4 separate regions of the Mus musculus genome follow, and all the other regions are linked to region 4. Evidence: chromatin loops called from intact Hi-C (ENCODE). Cell type or tissue: gastrocnemius. All regions are shown on one strand. Region 1 has its middle 47 kb from the start of Gm34637. Region 2 has its middle 18 kb from the start of Gm35155. Region 3 has its middle 34 kb from the start of Gm24208. Region 4 holds the start of Mycn (v-myc avian myelocytomatosis viral related oncogene, neuroblastoma derived).

Region 1 (5,000 bases), 320 kb after region 4:
CACTGTAAATGATAAGTCGGGGCTTGTGAGAAATGCCAATAGTACAAATGTTTGTTCAGCCTTTCCTCAAAGCTAGTTCCTCTAAGAGTTTTTGGCCATAAAGTAGAGTACCTCAAAGCTGGAGGAAACTGGTGTCCTGGGGGGATGGAGATGACTGTAGTACCCATACAAATGGTAGGTAGCAAGAGGGTCTGGACCCAGTCACATACCCTCCAACACTTGCAAACCCCCAGCTAGCTGGCTGTGGGTAAAGTCCTGTCCTCAGGGAGCTTATGTCTCTGCACTCAAGGAGCCAGGATGGTACTTCCTGAGAGCAATTATTAATCAGCAGTAACAGTGGGGAACCTAATGAAGGATCATAGCACTGGGGCTCAGCAGCCTACAGGGCGCTGAGTGTGGTTAGGGAAAAGCCAGTTTCCTCTCACCCTTAAGGTGATCTCTTGCTAGCCCCAAAAGATAGCCTAGAAAGTCCTGCCTACATAAAGCATGCCCTAGGACATATCATGAACACTTGTAGGTGGACAAGGAGTTAGCCAGACTAATGGAGCAGACAGAGGGACATGGAGATGGGAGCTGTTGCCCCAGGGTCTCTGTTACTTTCCTCTCATACCCTCTCACCTGAGGCTCAGCATCCTTTCAAAAACAAAAAACAAAAACAAACAAACAAACGAAAAAAAAGAGAACGAGGAAGAAAAGGCAGGCAGGGATGAGTGAGACTGTTCTCAACAATTGTTCTACCAATGGGCTGCCGAGCTGTGTGGTCCCAGGGAGACCCTTTCAAGGCTTGGTCTTTTGTGTGTGGAGAGGATGGTGATAAAGCTTTCCTGCTCCTGTGGACCCTGAATGAAAGTCAGTGGTTGAAAAGAGCACGTGAACTGGCTGAGTGGGGAGGCAGCCACTGAAGGCTCCCTGTGGCATACCAGCCTCTGGGAAAGCCGGGCTGTCTGACCTGGTGTTTTGGCAGTCACGTCACTTGCTTCAGGTCTCAGTGTATGTATGTGTGTGCACTTGAGTGTGCAGGTGTCTGCGGGTGTTTGCTGCTGTAGCGAAGGGCTTGGTGGAGGGAGTGACAATCTTGTCATTCTGTTTTTCTAACTCTGTAGGATAAAGCCTGTCCTCTAAGTTTAGTCCTTTGCCTGGCACCTGTCACGCATGGGCATGTGTGCACATGTTTGTGTACTGTGTGTTTGTGTGTGTGTGTACTATGTGTGTGTGTATTGTGTGTTTATGTGTGTGTATGTGACTGTGTATGTATGTGTGTGTGTGCATAGAAGTCAGAGAACACTTGGCTGTGGTTTCTCAGGTACTAACTATCCACCTTGTTTTTAAGACATGGCCTCTCAGTACCCAACACTGGCCATCCAGGCCGGGCTGACTGGTGAGCCCCGGAGATCCATTTCCCCCGGGTTCGGATCAGGTATGCCTCCCAAGTCAGTCGTCCTTTTTACTTGGGTACTGAGTAAACTCCGGTCCTTGCTGCAAACCCTTTACTGAATGAAGCATCTCCAAGAGCCCAACCTGTAGCCTTTCACTCTGCCTTCCCATGGCCTTGTCACTGAAGCTTCTTGTCCTGAGAGCAGGGACTTGTATCCACTGTGCTCTGCTCACTCCCAGTCCACATGTGTGAGACTCCCTGGGAAAATGCGCCTCACAGTGAAGCCAGGGAGGAAAAAAGAGTTGGTCCTGTCTGATGTCTCACTGCCTTCCTACACTGTACTGGACATGCCAGTCTAGATAGTCTCAGATAGGATTCTAGGAGGGAGATATTTCCCTCCCATTCTGATGCAGTCATCAAGGCTCAGAGATGAGCTGTGAATAGCCAGTAGCACAGTGGTCACCAGGAGGGGAACCCAGGGCTTTTATTTTATTTTTCTGTCATGAATTCTGAGGCATGACTATCATGCTTCCAAGACCACTGACAACGGTCCCTTCTTCAGGCAGGTTCCCCACGTGGGAAGCTTGTTCCTTCTCTTTGGATCCTCAGTGTTTGAGGCCGACCTTCTCTGTGACAAGGCCACTCTCATTCTCACTCTCTTATTTCAATTTTACCCAGAGCTGGTGTAGGACATGAGGAGTTGAAAGAATGAGTTCTACACCGTGGTCTGTGCAAATGTAGAAAGCATTCTTCTTTCTCGGGGCTTGTGTTTCCCAGTTAGTGATATAGGCTTAGTCTAGAATGCTACTGTAGGGCCTCTCCAGCTCTGCATTGCATTCTTAAACATTCTTTTCTGAAATCCTAGCCTGTCTTGCAGCAGCTTCATCCCTCTGGCTAGCCTGTCTTAAAGCACAGCGCCACCTTCTGGAGATGAGCTTACTATGGAGTCACAACTTGTCCCCTCACCAGCACTCCCAACCCTCCTCATACACACACACACACACACACACACACACACACACACACACACACACACCCTTTGGCCTAGCGTCTGGCTCTGGATCCTCCCTTCCCTGAATGCCAGGCTGGAAACCTAATCAGTAGTCCCTGTCTGTCGGCTGTGGGCACCGCTCTTCAAACTTGCTAGGCAGCTCCAGTGGGGAGCCATGGCTTTCTTTCATCCAGAGGTTCTGATGCCTTTCCAAAAGCTAAGAGCTGGGGCCACTGTAAGCACACTTGAGTCCCGAGGCAGCTAAAATATGTAAGGGATGTGTTCCTTTGGAAAGCAGAGGCAGAAACAGCTAGGGTCCCCTGCCCCCACATACTTCCCTTTTTGTTTTTGTTTGAGGGATAGAAATCATCATCAGAAAAGTAACCAAGGAGGTCCCCAGATATTCTCAGATTCAGTGACATATTTTTTATTTTATGTTCTCAGTTGGAAAAAAAAAAACAGTCAAGAAAAAAGACATAGAAGGGGTGTGTTTGGAGTTGTCTCTGGGCACCTGGCCTTTGTTCATTTGGTGTCTGTCTTAAGCACATACAAGGGGCTACTCTTATGCTGTCATACCTAGATGGACTGAGGACTCAGTTGCCACAGGCTTTTGTCCCAGGGGCTGTCTGCTAATTACCTGTGGGATGAAGTTCAGACTTGTCTTTTTGTTGGAGAAACTCAATTGCCTCCAACGAGATAGGCTATGTGTGGCTTTAAGAACCCGGAAGTACACCCAGCATCTATCTGTCTGGGGACATTAGCTGAATAAAGTCTAGACATGACAGGTAAGAAGGAGCTCTGGTCTCAGAATTACCATGCACGCCCTGCTTTCTGTGCTTGTAAGCATCTTCCCTCTGCTGTCTGGAGCACCTTGCTCTACAAGGGGAGAGTAGATACAGATTTCTAAACTCTCCAGTTCATGGTTCTAGGAGTTAGTTGCCTGCTGAGTTTTCATCCCGACTCTGCCTCTTAGCATTAGACGTTAGGTTAGAACAGGGGCAGGGAGGTGCACGGGTCTATTGCTCTGCCTGAGCTTCTGGGTTCTACCTGCTTGCAGGGTTCTTCAGGGGCAGGGGCAGGAAGACCTATTTGGGTTGTGCATGGTTCCATGCTTAGAGTCACCAATGACCGTCACTGAGGTTCCCGTCCTAGCTAAACTACAGGAGTTGAGAACAGTTTTGGAGGAAAATGTAAATAGTTCCAAACGATGCACTTGCTTGCTTCCGTTCAGTCTGGTGGTCCTGCGCAGAAACACCCGTGTGCCTAGGTGCTAAATGAAAAGGCCCACAGGGAGGAAGTCCAGAAGGGTGCTACTCTGCTGCCGGCACCCAGCCCTGTGGCAGTTGGCGGGAGCTGTTGGTAAATCGCTTGGAATCCTGTGGGTACCTTGCCATGTTCATTGAAGATATTAACACCTTTTGTCTAGAGCCAGAAGCCGGCAGTTCAGGCACCTGGTGCTAGACTTAGCTTGTCCAGTGGAGAAATTAACATCATAAAACTCAGTTAACAGAGATGCCGTGGGTTTAATTAGTTCCTTAACAATTAAAGAAGAATTATGAGAGCTCGGGTTTGAGCTCTTCAGCTTCGAGAGCAATTCGGATGGAGTGGATGGCGCTGGTTGATGTCTCCCCTGAAATTCTTGCTTGACAACGTGATTTGGGGAATTATTTATGTTGCCCTGCTTCCAGGCGAATACATACACTTTCCTATAACCCCAAAGGAAGTACTTCCTGGTTACCTCCCTAGCAACTCTTTCAGAGAGAGCCTGAGGCTGGAGGGAAATGGGCGAGTTCTATCTTTAGAGTTCTGTTCACTCTGCATTCCTGCCTCCCTCTATCCTCAGCAACCCCACACTGATTCTGCCCCTTTCTAAGCTCTGTGGGCATTGTTGGAGCTATGTGGCATTATTGGTTTTCCAGCTACCTCTTTATTGTATTCATTATGCACTTCTTTATAAGACATCATAAGTGGGGATATGGCTGTTGTGCCGTTTATCTGTGGCAGGGGGATTTAGTCAGGGTATAACTGAGAGTGGGGATAGCCACCATGACCAGTGCTCATTCTGGAAGCCTATCATCTTCAGCCCATTAGCCTTCTGCTTTCTTCAGGATGGGAACAATTATAAAGTGTTCTCTGAACATGAGTCTCTTGAGCCACTAGATATGGAACCAGTCATTCTTTATAATCTTGCTACTATCATGGAAGGTGTATGGGCTTATCAGGAGTGCTCTAACCCACATTTTCTGTGTCAGGTTATGTGCTCATGCAAGCTCTCCTGGCATTTTTAAGAGCATGAGGAGGTATAAGAAGCACTGGCTATCTCCCAGGTGTGCTTGTTCATTCTAGGGAAGGCTGGGCAGCCCAGGTTTTCTCTTCCTTGGCCCAGAAGATACTCTTTTCTCCCATCCATCCCCTTTTCCCATCCCTCTCTGGCAGCAGCATTGTCTCTGAACCGTCCTTGGTGGTCCAGCTTCAGCATCTTGCCAGGCTAGGCAAAGACACCATGCCATACTGACAGATGGTCCTAAGTGGAACAGACAGCAGAAATGAACGTTTATCAAATTTGGGTGGTGAAGACCCTGTTCCCTCAGCAGAGGCTGTCAAACAGCTGTCATGTGGGAACATATGGTCCAG
Region 2 (5,000 bases), 130 kb after region 4:
GAAATTCCCTCTAGTCGATGAGTGGGGGACCTATTATTATATGCATGTGAAGTTATCTAGCAAATGAATAGAGATCTACCCATTTATTGAGTCAATATTCACTTACTGTTGAGGACCAATAGTCCCTCTGCCAAGGACTGAGGGATTTCTTGGATCGTGCTTTCAGCGCTTTGTTACCCAGGACTTCACTGGTCCTCTCATTCTCTGTTGATGGAGGCTAGAGCAGCCCCTTAGTCTCACTGGGCAGGTGGTGGAAAGCCAGACTCAGTCCCTGCTTCCAGGAACGCATGCAGGTAGTCGTGGCAGGTAATCTGATGGGGCCATGAGCCTTGAGTGGCAGCTTTTCATAAGAGGACCCAACTCTAAAAGTGAGATTCTTTGGCAGAGACTCAACAGCTCTCTACAGAAAGTCCAGGGTGGGGAAGTCTTTCGGTAACTGGCGGTTGGGATGTCTGGGGTGAAGGCTTAATGCTTGTACAACAATTCCTGGTTCAAGACATTATAGGCAGTGGCAGGGGTGAAGTTGGGGGACAGGGGAAACACTGGGGATTTATGGGGGTTATTAGAAAAGCACTAGAGCTAGTTAAGAGATGCAGTTTATGGACTAGAGAGATGGCTCAGTGGTTAAGAGCACTGACTGCTCTTCCAAAGGTCCTGAGTTCAAATCCCAGCAACTAAATGGTGGCTCACAACCATCTGTAATGTGATCTGATGTCCTCTTTTGATGTGTCTGAAGACAGCTACAGTGTATTTACATATAATAAATCAATAATTTTTTAAAAAAGAGATGCAATTTACAACGTAGGCAACATTACGTTGTGGAAGACATTTTTTTCTTGTTTATGCTGGGAGGAAAAGAATTAGAGATTCCTAAATATTTCATTCACTCGAGAATCCTTTACTCACCGTTCTGTGATCTACCAAGTGTTGTGCTAGGGCAGCGGTTCTCCACCTTCTTAATGCTGGAGCCCTTAAAATAGTTCCTCTCGGTGCGGTGATCCCCAAACATAACAGCAGTTTCATTGCTACTTCATAACTGTAATTTTGCTACTGTTATGAACCACAATGTAAATATCTGATATGCAGACTATCTAATATGTGATCGCAGTGTGGTCTTGACTCATAGGTTGAGAACCACTGGGCTAGAGAAATGCCTGCAGGCCGAGCGATCATTTCATTCTCTAAGCACTGCAGAGGAGATCATTTCATTCCCTAAGCACTGCAGAGGACTGGAGGCCCGGCAACCAGGTGATGCGACAATGGGGCTGTGGCTTTTGGTAGGACAGTTATTCAGCAGGGAATAAATCAGTGCTGGCTCCAGCCTCTGCCCTTTTATCTGTTTTTCTTTTATACCCTCCCCTCCAAAAGACCTTGAGGACTGCAGTCGATCCCACTACAAAACAGTTACACAATTCCCCAGGAGAAGGCACATTTCCACCTTGGCCGTGAATAAGTCCTTTCTTCTCTCTGACACTGCCCAGTGGAGGCCCAGGCTGGAGGGTTGGGTCCGGTCTGCTCTGGAGGGGAGGGCTGAATAGCTGTTTGCTTTTTCATTAAACAAAGTCTGCTCCGCAGGGCTTGTGGTCACAGGTGCTCCTGGAGCCCGACAGAGCAGGTATTACAATTCTCCTCTGGCATGCAGGTGAACAGCACGCAAGCAGCCTCAATAACGGTGGTCTTTTTTTTTTTTTTTGTGGGGCTGCCGTCCCATAAATGACTTCTTTGAAGAGGCTGCCCGGGGACTGCGGGACCCTCCCTACAGCACCCACTTGGTCACTGGTTCTGAAAGCTAGATTGTCCCACACGAAGCCCTGCCCTTCCTTCTTCGACATTCCTCATGCTGACCATTGTCTGTAGAAAGAGGCCATTGTCTACCGCTGACATATCTGCTGACCGAGCCGCATGAAACAAGGGGAGCTTTGGGGAGAAAGCAATCCACTAGAAATAACAAAACCCCAAGCTCCGCCTCAGAGGAGGCTCAGACTGGCCTGGTCAATTTCCTGATGGCTGGTGTTCCTCCCGGGAGGAAGTGCCCACCACCACGGGAGGGAGGGTCCCTTTTATCTTTGGGTTGGAATGACACCATTCGTGCCTTTGTGTCAACAGCACTGAGAGGCCTTGTGGAGGGTTATGTGGCTAGTGCTGAAGAGAGCTTGTTTGAAGAGGGAAAAAAAAAAAACCTATCACAGAATGATGTTTACCCAGCAGGCTGCTCCTGCCAATGCAGACTCTAATGCCCGCTGCAGTCAGATATACCCGCTGCCCAGGCTGTTTTGGCTTGCCCTTGGCCTTGGGTGCTGTCGGGCCAGGAGGGCAGGCAGCTGGCAGACACCGGAGGTTGGTGCCAGCTATTAACCATGGAAACTCGCCTCTGCCCTGCGTAAACAGCCAGGCTCTCTTCCAGCCTGCCCCACCCCCAGCTTCCTCCCTGCTCCTATCCAAAACTAAAGGCTCACTATGCCTGGGACCGCAGAGGCTTCGGAACCTTGCCGGTGGCCTGGCCACCGGCATGTGTCTGTCAAATTTTAAAATATACTCACTTTGGTTCAGGGGAAATGTTTTCGGGGATTAAGCAGCAGAGGCCCTTCTGATTCAAAGGGTCACCCCCAGGACCTGGGCCAGGGGCTCTTTAGAAATATGGATCTCAGCCTGGTGAGGCAGTGTAAATGAGCGTCTGGATCATAGGAGGAATTCTGGGGCTACATACAGGTGGAAGGAAGGACCAAAGGAACGAAGGGACGAAGGGAGGGAGGGAGGGAGAGGGAGGGAGGTAGAACGGGAGGGTAGAAGAGAAGAATCCCAGGCCTTATCCTGCTGGTTCAGAATTTGCATGTTAACCAGAGCTGCTATATCTGTACTCGCCCATTCAAGTCTAAAAAGCAGTGATCCGATCAAATAGGTTCTCATACTGTCCACCAGGATCCCCTGGTCCTGGCGTCTCAGACCTAGAGAACAGACCGAGTTGCTCCGTTCACACTGTTAAGAAGCTGTGGCTTGAGCGCAACCAAGACTGGCGGAATAACCCATACAATTCCTTAGGAAACCCATGACACTCTTTCACTGGCCCCAGGGTGAGAGATGCCCTTTGGTGCGTCTGATGTAGTGAGAGAGTGTGTTAGATGGCATCTTCATCAGGAAGTCTCCCTGGTGTTCTAGAAGAAGCCTATCTGTGACCCTAGAGGTTGACGCTGTATCATCACGTTCTCCTCTGATTACAGGGGTGTGGATCTCTGCCCTCGCATCTTCTTAAAGTGAGTTGGGTGCTAGAATTTTAACGTTTCCCATCTAGTCCCCATGCCCAGGCTCTTCCCAGCCACTGTGGCTGAGCTGAACCTCAGTCCCCTCCATCCACATCTGGCAGGCCTAACCACTGGGAAGTCAGAAGGTGACTGTATCTGGAGATGAGGTTTTAATGCACGTAAGATAGTTCAAATGACACAAACCCTAAGCCAGGGTTCTCAATCTCTGGGTCACCACCACTTTGTGCATAGAAGGACCCTTGCACAGGGTCGCATATTAGATATCCTACATATCAGATACATGTATTACAATTCATAACAGTAGCAAAATTTACAGTTATGAAGGAGCAGTTAAAATAATTTTATGGCTGGGGGTCACCACAACATGAGGAATCGTATTAGAGGGTTGAAGCATTAGGAAGGCTAAGGTCAATTGGTGTCCATATAAGAGTCTATACCTGGGTGGTGGCTCAGTTGATAAAGTGTTTGTTGTCCAAGTCATGATGATGCAAGTTTGATCCCCCAGAACCAGTGTGACCCAACTAGCCTATAATACCGATAGCTCTGGGGAAGTAGATTTCCAGGGCTCAGCAGCTAGCTAGTGTGGCTGGATCTCTGACTTCCAGGCTCAGTGTGAGAGAGAAACCTAGTCTCAAAAAGTAAGATGGTGAGTGACTGAGGAAGATCTGATATAAATGTCATATGACACATGTGCATGTGTACAGATGTGAGCATGTATATCCTTACACACACACACACACACACACACACACACACACACACACACACAGTGCTTGCAAATAAATACCCAGGGTAAAAATGAAGACAGCTTATGGGTCAAGGCCTTAGGAGAGAAACCAACCCAACTAATGTGTTGATTTCAGACTCTTGGTTTCCATTATTACGAAGAAATTCTGTTCTGTTGATTCGGTCATTCTAGCTGTGCCTTTAGAATGGAAGTCCCAGCAACCGCTGCACCAGTCTGTTAAGTGCTTCCTGGCAAGCTTGGATAGCAAGTGATATGTTTTGCTGGATCTTAATGTCTTGGATAGTCATCATAAGCTTGTAACATCTCATGCTTAGCATATGTGGGCGGTCCATCACATTCTGCTTTGCCTCAGGAATAAACGTGGGCTGAGAAAGTTGTCCAGAAATCCTTTGCTGTCAAGCATGAGACCAAGGGCACAGGAAGTGGTGTGTGTGATTTTGTCTGGATATTGGACTCTTTAGGAGTCTTCCAGTAACCAGGTCTTCATACTGTCTTTCTCACAGACAAGAGTAGGCTGTTGTCTCACAGGTGAGCAGCTCATGGGCTCAGAGGTCTGCAGAGAACAGAATCTTTAGGTTTCATCTGTCAAAACTTGTCTTCCAGGATCCAGGAAAAGATGAGCATGCTCTGCACAGGCTAGATACCCATGAGTTTCTGTTCTGGCCTCTCTTTATGAATGGGATGTATTGAGTCTATCCAGAAAGATGCAGCAGGCAAGTCACCTCAGAAAGACAGTGGGGAATAGATTATACTGTCAGAAGGGGCTGGCTTGGCCTGAGGCTGGCTCCTAGATCCAAGTTGTTCAGTGGACAGTCTTCATGTGGCTAAGTCAGGTCTGAGCCATGTCCTGGGGGGAAAAGCATCTACATCTTGTTATTCCAGATGCCTTTTTTGGCATCTACCTCCTATTACTTCTTCCCTTTTCTTCTTCTCTTCTCTTGCTTTCTCAGAATAGGGTTTTACTATATATCCCAGGCAGGCCAACTTCTCAT
Region 3 (5,000 bases), 270 kb before region 4:
GCTTCAGTCACTGTGGCCTGGGTGGAATCTGCATGAGCCCATGCTTCAGTATATCAGAGCGCAAGGTCACAGCTTCTCTAAGCTGTGGTTCCTTCATGAAAAGGAAAAGAATGTGCATTATTCAGCAGCCTATCAGGCGTTCTGCGAAAGTTCAGTAGATGAGGGGCACTCGTACCGTATTTCTTGTTATTTACATTATTTCCATTGTCCTTGTACAGTGCTGCAGTGCGTACCTTCTCAGAATGTTGTCTTGAACACTGAATTCAAGACTGAACACTGGATATTTTCCAGGACCAGACCGCCAGTGCCAGATTACTTTCTGAAGGGGTTGTGCTGATTGACAGTCACACTAACAACCCAGGAAGAGCCTTGTGGAATATATTTTATGAATTAAAATAGAACTTGTTGTACTTAAACCTTGCTGTGTGTTTATAGAGTATAGATCAGTGCTAGTGAGAAGCAGATAGGAGGCACTTCCCACTTGACTCTGTACCCTGCTCCTTCCCTGTGACTGCCACCACCCCCACCCTTCCTACCCCCACCCGGCCACTATATTATGGGTTATAAGCTAAATATAAACTAAGATCTAAGCTTGAAGTCGGTCTTTTTTTCTTTTTTCTTTTTTTCCCTTTTCAAGGTAGAACTATGTGGCAATGACTCAGTCTGCCCCAGATTTAAAAAGAAAGAAAAGAATTGGTTCCTGGCCAATTGGAAATGGGTAGAACCATTTCGTCACATTCCTTGCCTTGTTTTGACTTAGAGAAATTATGTGCTTCATTGTCATTTGATAAGATACATTAAATAAATTAAAAAAAAGAGTAAATGCACAAGGAAACCCAGGGTAGATTTCCTTACAGCAATCTTATCGTTTGACTAGATAATGTCATTTTCCAAAGGACTAGTAGCAGTCCCGAAGTGATCTGGTTTCGTGGGAGTGGAGGAGGGACTATTGGAACAAAAATGCAATGGTCCAGGAAGGAAAGGGAGGGATACTAGTTTGCTATTGTGAAGGATGTCTTTCAAGGGAGGAAGAGATGAGGGAACTAAAGGGGGTTCCTGGGGGGTGGGGTGGGGAGGAGGGATGGGATTTATAGGGAGAGAGGGCACTGTAGGGGGTTGGTTCCTTTAAGGGAGGAAAAGATTGAGTATTTTGCTGTCAATTTCTGTTCAGTTGTTTTAGATTCATTTAAAATTCTTTAAAGCCTTAGTTTCTTTGTTTCTGATATTCCACTTCTAGTTAAACTATTGAGAGAAATCTGAAAGATTTTGCAATCTAGGAGGTCTGCAGGACCCAATAAGAGTTACAGACTTCTCTTTAACCTACTCACATCAGAGTCTGTTAGTTCAAGGACAGAACCCAGGACCACTGAGAGAAACACAGAAGTAGCTCTCAGAGCTTTTCTCATGGCAAATTTTTACCCTAAAGATGGCCCAAAGGACATGAGAGCCAGATTCCTTAAATGAAGTGCAGGGTCTGTCTAGACCTTGCCTCCAGGAACTCTGCCGTGACTGCTCTGGATGGAGTAGGCCTTGGGTGTCCCAGGTGATGCTAGCAAGCTGTTTTAAGTGGAGCCTGATCCATCCCTATGCATGCATGCATGCACATGTGCATGAGTGTGCATTCAGGGTTTTGTAGAGAATCTCGGATAGAAACTGATTAGAGGAGGAGAGACTATTACTTGAGTGTTGAAGTAGTGATGGCCATCATGAGTTTGGCTTTTCCTTCCCCACATATTGTGATTCCCTGGCTGCTCGCAGATGTTAGCTGCTTAAAGTCTGACTGGACATAAAGGGAAATTCTGTGTTTAGACAAAGTGGTACTGGACTGGTGGGAACTGATTCTGATCTTTTACTGTGAGGAAATTGTTGTAAAGGGGGCTAGCAAGAAAGCCCTGTAGAAGCCATTTAAAGTTCATGAGATGGCATGCTTAGCCACAGTCAGACTTACAAGCGCTTGCTAAAGAACCCTGAGACATGCTTGAGCGAGGACCGGCTTACAGTCTCAGACTACAGTTTGAGATATTTTGTTTGGCATTAAAAGCCAGGCAATTTGGAGAAATTGGATCATATCCGTATCATTACATACTGTTTACTTAAAATATTGGTATTAGTACTGTAGACTGTAATAACAAATCTTGTAATGTGTGTCCATCCATAAATTGTTACTCGTTTTCCCACTGGCTCACAACCCAGCACCAAGAAAACACTGCAGAATAAAACCTATGTGCTAATGGAGACAACCAGAGTCAGGGTGTGTGGGTTTGTGGCTCACTTCCCAGTTCTGTACACTAGGTGGTGCTAGTGTCGCGCTGTGAATACCCACAAAGGCCTGAACACATGTGTTGGTGTATTTTTACCACTTGGGGTCACTTAAGGATTACCTGACTTGCCTCTTTTCCATCTAAGCAAATTCACAGATTCCAAGGAATTATTTCCCCATTACATTTGTCAGAGTCTGTGGCTTTTTTTTTTACCTAGATCTTGAAGGCCAAGAAGTGTGAATTGGAATTTTTTTTTTCCTTAGCGAATTGGCCCCACATGGCTAGTGCCTGGGTGGTTCCTCCTGTCACAGTATGGTGGACTACCCCCCACCCCACGCCTTCTCTTGGGCCCACCATTGGAGACTTCTCCGTATAAAGATTTTCCATACATGTCAGGATCGTGCTTACGCTAATTGCTGTGCTCATTAACATCTCCAGAACTTGGAGTGCTTTTTCTCAGTCATTTCCTTTGATTTTGCCTGTCTCTGAAAGGCCAGCTCTGAACGAAGTGAGGTGGGTATCACATTAACTAATTGCTGACACCCACCGGCTTTCTTGCCTCCTATGCAGCTGATCCCAGGAATTACACCATTGCCCCTGGAGAGCATGCTAGAAATTTGTGGAATGGCCCTGGTGGACTTGCCTGCCTGTGGGTGGGTATGGGTGAGGACAAGGGCAGGATGTGTGGGCTTGCACAGCTTGGACAATGAGCCTAGTCACTTCATATGGCAGCTCATGGGGACTTATGTGAACACTCAAAACGTGGATGGTCTTTCAGAATCTCCCTTCTCAGCAAGTAACTTCTATTTTTCTTCCTTTCTTCCTTCCTATCTTTTTTTTTAAACTTTCTTTGATGTGTTTGCATATTTTATGTGCCTGGTACCTGTAGAGCTCTTAAGATGATATTGTATCTCCTGGAACTGGCGTTATACATGACTTGAGCCAACATAGGTGCTGGAACCAAACCCAGGTCCTTTGCAAGATCAACAAATGCTCTTAAGTGGGAGCCATCTCTCCAGCTATATACCTTCTGCTATCACTGAATAGCTTCTCTCCAGCTATATACCTTCTGCTATCAGTGAATGGCTTCTCTCCAGCTATATACCTTCTACTATGACTGAATAGCTTCTTAGGTGATGGAAGCAGAACTGAGTCACCAACTCAAGAACATCCTCTGCTGGGGCCATTTAAATCTGTGACAGAATTCATTTGGTTTCTACCACTGAGTGCACAGTTAAAATTACACTCAGTGTTATATAGTTTATCATCTGTGTCAAACCCACCCAAGAAAGTGAGATAGGCCTCTATTAATTAAATCCAAACTAAGACGCTTAAATCTTTTATTTCCCAACCTTCCTCCTTAAATCCTCTCCATTCATACCACCAACCCCTATGTAAAAAACAGTAAGTATCATTTATTGGTCTATACTGTGAACTTGGCATCATTCTAAGTACCCATTCTGGTTCAGTCCTAACAACCCAGAAGCTAGGTTACCTTCATATTTCCCAAGCATCACCAAGAGGGTAGTTACTAGTTTAAAGATGACATGGCTGGAAAGTAATGGTGCTAGGACTGCCTTTATTCTTATGCTGTTGCCTGCTGGGAGATCTTCCCTCCTTGACTGTCAGGATCTTACCCAGTGTCAGGGCCCTGAGTCATCCTACCCAGCCCCTTGAATGAAAAGTCTGCTCTGGAATGCCACCCAGAAGCCAGATATTTTGGATTCTGACTCATGTAAGAGCCAGCGCTATCCTTTTTCAGGTAAGGAGCCTGAGGCGCAAGGGTCTTGGATGTTGAGTTTGTCAAGCCCTGGAAGGTGGGCTTTCCTGCTGTGCCCCTCCAGGAAAACCTCAGCTCATCTCTTTGTCTCCCCTACACATTATAAATTAGCTAGCGGGTCGTGGTTGTGCACGCCTTTAATCCCAGCACACGGGAGGCAGAGGCAGGCAGATTTCTGAGTTCGAGGCTAGCCTGGTCTACAAAGTGAGTTCCAGGACAGTCAGGGCTACACAGAGAAACCCTGTCTTGAAAAACTAACTAACTAACTAACTAACTAACTAACTAACTAACTAACTAACTAAGCAAATTAGCTCTAAACTCTCTAAAACTGTCACATACCTATTCCAGGTGGGTCAAGGTGCTGCTAGAGCAGTGGTTCTCAACTTGTGGGCCACCAACAGTTGTATATCAGATATTTATTTTACCATTTATAACAGTAGTACCATTACAGTTCTGAAGTAGCAATGAAATGATTTTATAGTTGGGGGTCCCCACAACATGCAGAACTGGATTAAAAGGTTGCAGCATTAGGAAAGCTAGGAACCAATGGTCTAGTGAGAGGCTTTTGGGCTACAATGCCTCTTCTCCCTCTACAGTGTGCAGGCATTCTTACATTGTGACCTTTTCCAACTGACGAGACTATCATGCTTAGATGATGGAGGCCTTCAACAGAAAAACACCGAGACTTTTCACTCCGAGCAGGAAACAATATCCCATAGTGTAATAACCCCAACAGAATGGAAGAATAGACCACTTTCAGTAAAACAAACAAACAAACAAACAAACAAACAAAAAACAAAAAAACAAAATCACAGCTTTTTCAGCCTTCTCAAGAAAACCTTTGACCAAAATCTGAGCATGATTTTGAGCATATGGGCCCCAAGTTCCAATTTGCTGTGGCTGAGATTTCACTGGTACGATGGACCAACACTCCCAGAGAAATATGTGAATTCATCGTG
Region 4 (5,000 bases):
CTGACATATTGTTCAGTGTATTTTCTACTATGCTAATCTGTCTGTTTTGATAGTTCTACTTTTTGCAGTCAAATCTTAAAAGCCAACCTATTTTCATATTTTACTTTTTTTGTGCAATGCAGAATATAAGTTTTCTTTTCTCCTCTTCCTCCTCTGTCTTTTTTTCTTTCATACAATACTTCCTCATCGTCCTCCCCTATCCCCGACTTTTTAAAAAAATAAAGTCAATTAATCTGCAGGATTTTTTTTTTTTTTAGTATGTATATGTGTTGACCTGTTTGCCTCAGAATGCATGCAGAGATCAGCAAACAACTTGCAGGAGTCTTTTCTCCCCTTCCACCACGTGCATGGGGCCTCAGGCAGTTAGACATAGAGGAAAGGGTCCTTACCACCTGAGCTAGCTTACCAACTGGGTCCCAGGGATTTTTCAACTATTTTAAGCAAAAATTACAAGTCCTTTATTTTGTTGGGCCTGGGTCTTGTGGTATAGTCCAGGATGACTTCGGACTCCCTGCCTCAGCCTCACGAGAGCTGGAGTACAGTACCACAAGGGACTGTGCCTTTATTTGGGCAGGAGAAATTTGGACTCAGTAAAATAGTCCCAGAAGAAACCCAAAAGCTGGATGAGGTTGTTGGTCTACTAACCATGATGGATTAAATCCTCCTGGGTTTGTGTACCTGTGAGCTGTCTTTATTTATTTCATTTGGTAAAGAAAGAAATATAGGAAGGAAGGAAGGAAGGAAGGAAGGAAGGAAGGAAGGAAGGAAGGAAGGAAGGAAGGAAGGAAGGGAGGGAGGGAGGGAGGGAGGGAGGGAGGGAGGGAGGGAGGGAGGAAGGAAGGAAAGAAGGAAGGAAGGAAAGAAGGAAGAGTAATGCAACATCCCCCCATCATTTTATTTATAAACCAGATCCACTCTTTAATTCTTAAAGGAGCCATTCCTGTTGGGTGTGTGTCTATTTTTTCTAGTGTAGGTGAGGTCCATGAAGCTGTTGTCCTGGTCCACATTGGGTCTTAAGATGTGAACAAAGTCTTGGTTTCGAAGACCACCAAAGACTCCTTTCATTTGTGTGTGTGCCCCTTGGAATCGTGAAGTGAGTGCGTCAACATTTATTTGTAAGAAGAATAGTTGGGTTTCTGGGCAAATCCACCAAGAATGGGCATTAGGTAATTTTTCTCTATGCACAGCCTTTTATCTTTCCACCTGCCAATGAAGGTACCAATAAATACTTTCTGACTTTTATCATTCTGCTAACCTTCAGATTCAGACTTGCTGGTAATTTCAGTAATTGCTGGTTTGCATTAAGAGCCGGAGATTAGAGATTAAGGTCCAAGGAAGATAAACGATTTGCTCAGAGGCATATAGAGCAAGTAACCAGGTCACCTTCTCTCTGTCCCCTCTTTTCTGAAACATCTTATCTTTTAGCAGAGTGAAGAGCACAGGTGTGGAGAGAGAACTTTATCCATAACTAACCAGGCCATCTTAGCCGACTTTCCCAGTCCCCTGCTGCTTGAGGGAGTTCTAGTAGGCTGGTCAAAGTGTCCTTTACGTGTCCGCTGCTGAAGTTCTGAGGAAGATTCTAGAAGCCAGATGTGGTGGCACAGACCTGTAGTCCCAGAGTTTGGGTAATGGCAAGAGGATCAATTCAAGGTCATCCTCCTCAATAAAAATAGAGTTCAAGGTCATCTTGGACTATATGAGACCTCGGCTCAAAAAACAAACAGAAACACCTCTCCTCCCCCCCCCCCCAAAGCAACAACAAAAAGAAAAGGTTCTGGGAGCCACACCTATCTCTCCCCCACTGTGCCACTAATAAACAAAACTAACCTGCCAGATCTGGCTGTCTAAAAGGGTTCCTTTCAATGGAGCCTACCTCCAGCGGCATCCAGGAACACTTACCATACAGCCCCTGCTGTGTATGTATAATTACAATCTGAGGCAAAGTTTTCAGAGAGCCAGCATCTTGAGGGAGAATTCAGCGGGAGGTCTCGGTTTGGAAGAGGCCAGGGGTGTGAAAATGAGGGTGTTAAAGGCTTTTGCAAAGGTAATGGGTTTTACATATGTGAGCCCAATAAGAAAGGCCTTGGAAGGGTGGCTCACCCTCATTCACGGCTACTTCCTAGAACCTGCCGCAGTCCCCAGAATTATGTAGGCATTCGGGGACAGATGGGAAGACTTTCACACATGCTAATACACATTTTGACCTTGACTCTCTAGGCATTCTCTTCTTCCTCGCTGGAGGTGAATGAGGGGTGTCATTTTCAATTTAGAGGGAAATGGAGACGCTTCCCCACAAACAAGCTTAAGGGTTTAAGGATAAATCCCACCCTACTGAGAATGTGTGTTGAAAAAGGGCTTCACCCAGGGACCCAGGTTACTCCTGGAAAGTTTTGTGGGGCAAGAGCATTTATTTTTAGCCCCACATTTAGGAAACAAACCTTTTAGCATGCTTGCCTAGACAGAAGTGAGACGCTGTGGGATGGGGAGGGAGGGAAATGTGCCCACGGCTGTGAGGAAAGAATACACGCACCCTGCTCTAGTCTAAATAAGATGTCGCGCTCTCTCTGTTCACGCCAGCTCGTAAGTGAGGCAAATGGGACACAAAGAGGCCAAATTAATGATGGCTTTCCTTGATGTCACCATCCGTAGGAACTCGAGGTATACAGAGCAGTCAGTGATTTGGGCAAGGAAAGCAGCGGTCCGTAATTCAACCCTGGCTTCGGAAAGGCTTTTGTTGGGAACGGTGGGCGCGACTTCAGGGGACGTCCCTCCACGCGTTTCACAATCCCTTCCGCGGTAGCAAGGATTCGCTAATTGTCTCGCGGGGGTGGCCCCACTCGGGCTCCGAGGCTGGGCGGTGCGGCTCCGCTTTCTGCTTGGTCTCCGCGAGGTGTCGCCTTCGGCCGAAGAAAGCGGTAAGGCGCCACCCTCGTAGCCCGCACTTATTTATTTTCAAACAAGGGGGGCGCCCCTTCCTTTCAATTTGAAACTAGAAACCTCCTGCGGTCTGTTTCTACGTGGGCGCGTCCTCGGCCTCCCATTTTGCACTCCTGTGTCGCCTTCCTTCGAGATCACACACGAACAGCCCCTCGACCAGGCCTTGTTCCACTTTAGCCTGGAGCTCATCTTTCACACAAACATACACTCGCGCGCAGTCCACGCAGGGACTGGGCTAGAAACCTCTTTTCCCATTCCCAGAACACACCCAGCGACCTTTAAAAAAAAAAAAACACGGAGTGCAGCGGGTGCAAGCCAGGGGGTCCAAAAGGGAGGGGGAAGCACTCCTCGGGTTTCCCAGCTTTGCTGCTTGCAGTCTGAAAAACGAGAGGGGGGAGGGGGAGAGAGGGAGGGACGGAGGGGGAGAGGAGAGGAGGGGAGGAGGGGGAGAGGAGAAGAGGGGAGGAGGGAAGGGAGAGAGAGAGAGAGAGAGAGAGAGAGTCGGAAAAAAAGAGAAAAGCAAATGGCTTTTGGCGCGAAAGGCTTTGGCGCCTCCCCTGATTTTTATGGAAATCAAGAGGGCGGGGAAAAGCCTCTTGCCTCTGCCTTTCTCCCTCCCCCTCGTCTGCGCCACAGCCCCCTTCTCTCCCCGCCCCCCGGGTGTGTCAGATTTTTTCAGTTAATAATATCCCCCGAGCTTCAAAGCGCAGCCAGTGACAGTCATCTGTCTGGACGCGCTGGGTGGATGCGGGGGGCTCCTGGGAACTGGGTTGGAGCCGAACGAGCGCTAGCCAGGCGTAAGCGCGCACACACTGCAGCCGCCGGAGGACAACCCCCTCCCGCCGCCGCTCCCTCAGCCCACCCGGAGACCCCAGCCCCGAGTCGCCTCCGGATCCCCGGCAGTCTGCGGGAGGTAAGAAGCGGTACTTGCGAAGCTTCGAGCGCCCGGGGAACGGCGGAGCGCTGCGGCTAGGCAAGCCCCTGGACGCGGCTCCGCACCCTGCACCCAAATATGCCGGGCTTTTCTGGGGGAGGGGGTAAGGGGGCAACACACCGCGTCTGCTTCCGAAACAAAACCATCTGGGTTTTTTGTTTTTTTTTTTTTCCTGAAAAGCCTATTCAGCACCCGAAGGCACCCTGGCTGGAAGAGACCCGCCCTAATCCCTTTTACAGCCCTGGCCCAGGCAGAGAAATAGCTTTAGCGAAAAGAAATTCGCCCGGCTCCACAAGATTTGTCTGAGTGTGAGGTGACTGGGAACCGGTGCGTCCCCACCCCAAGCTGGGGTTCTCCAAAAGGTGCCGCGGGGAAAGAAGGAAAAGGGGTTAGGCGAAGCTAGGTGCCTGAGTGATAATGTAGGTCACGGCTGCTCCGGCTTAGGAGACGCGATTCTCGCCGGCGACCCTGCACCATTCCTAGGGATGGGGTTCAGCCTTTCCCCCCGCCTGTTGAAGAGGTTGAGGTCTCTGAAGGAAGGGGAATGGAAAGGGTATAGGTATAGGCAGCGATGAGTACCAAGGGTATCTGCCAAGATTGAGGCTCTAGGTCTAGGTGGAGAGGGTTGTATGTAATTGCCTGTTGTTGGTCTGACTGGAGAAAGGCCCTTAATAATTAATAAAGTTTCCTGAACCCCGTTAGCGTTTGCGCTCCCGTGATCGCATTTCTGCAAAAGGGGAATGAAAGGTACTTCAATCCCATGCCTGGTAGCTGGGCTAGAGAGCAAGGACTTCCTTTAAGCAACTAGTGCAAGTGGGGTAGTCGCGCTAGTAAGAGCTGAGATCTGCAGCTTGAACAGCCCCCCTCCCCCAGGCAGTGCCTTGTGTGAATGAAACGGCAGTTTCCAAAGTTGCAGAGAGCCACACCACCCCCTGCATCTGCAAGCCCCCTCCCACTCCCAGTCTTAGACAGCTTGTACACAAAAGGAGGGAGTAGGGGAGACGCTCAACTTTCTCCCACCTTCCAGAGCTGTGGGGAGCTTGCAGAAGAGATTGGGGGCTCCCACTGCCTGTCCCCACCAACCCACCCCTTTGGCTCATTCTCTCTTGGTTTGCCTATTGGTTGTAGA

The links. A loop is a pair of places that touch in the nucleus more often than their neighbours do. Peaks named below come from ENCODE experiments on the same cell type or tissue, not always from the same donor. Only the 100,000 strongest peaks of a DNase experiment are listed, where the experiment ranks them.
Region 1: a loop joins it to region 4, with 9 times the contacts of the local background. A loop is called at or near these places in 27 of 42 quality-filtered maps.
Region 2: it touches region 4 in a loop (7-fold over the local background); 2 of 42 quality-filtered maps call a loop at or near these places.
Region 3: a loop joins it to region 4, with 7 times the contacts of the local background. A loop is called at or near these places in 25 of 42 quality-filtered maps.

What each region holds. Positions count from the first base shown.
Region 1 is chr12:12,620,429-12,625,428 of GRCm38, reverse strand. No RefSeq gene overlaps it. Among named protein-coding and RNA genes, the nearest start is that of Gm34637, 47 kb to the left of the region's middle. In gastrocnemius, a CTCF peak has its summit at 2,280 (motif pointing left); DNase peaks (open chromatin) are centred at 2,315, 3,421, 3,721, 4,903 and 1 more place.
Region 2 is chr12:12,807,635-12,812,634 of GRCm38, reverse strand. No RefSeq gene overlaps it. Among named protein-coding and RNA genes, the nearest start is that of Gm35155, 18 kb to the left of the region's middle. In gastrocnemius, no CTCF peak of the experiment used is centred here; DNase peaks (open chromatin) are centred at 1,516 and 2,352; H3K4me3 peaks cover 906 bases; H3K27ac peaks cover 829 bases.
Region 3 is chr12:13,212,389-13,217,388 of GRCm38, reverse strand. No RefSeq gene overlaps it. Among named protein-coding and RNA genes, the nearest start is that of Gm24208, 34 kb to the right of the region's middle. In gastrocnemius, no CTCF peak of the experiment used is centred here; DNase peaks (open chromatin) are centred at 2,285 and 2,584.
Region 4 is chr12:12,940,486-12,945,485 of GRCm38, reverse strand. It overlaps Mycn (v-myc avian myelocytomatosis viral related oncogene, neuroblastoma derived), which reads left to right and starts at 3,650. Exons shown (of 3, transcript NM_008709.3): 1 at 3,650-3,850; 2 at 5,000. RefSeq lists an enhancer at 2,851-2,879. In gastrocnemius, a CTCF peak has its summit at 2,882; DNase peaks (open chromatin) are centred at 2,067, 2,915, 3,623 and 4,774; H3K4me3 peaks cover 2,489 bases; H3K27ac peaks cover 2,066 bases.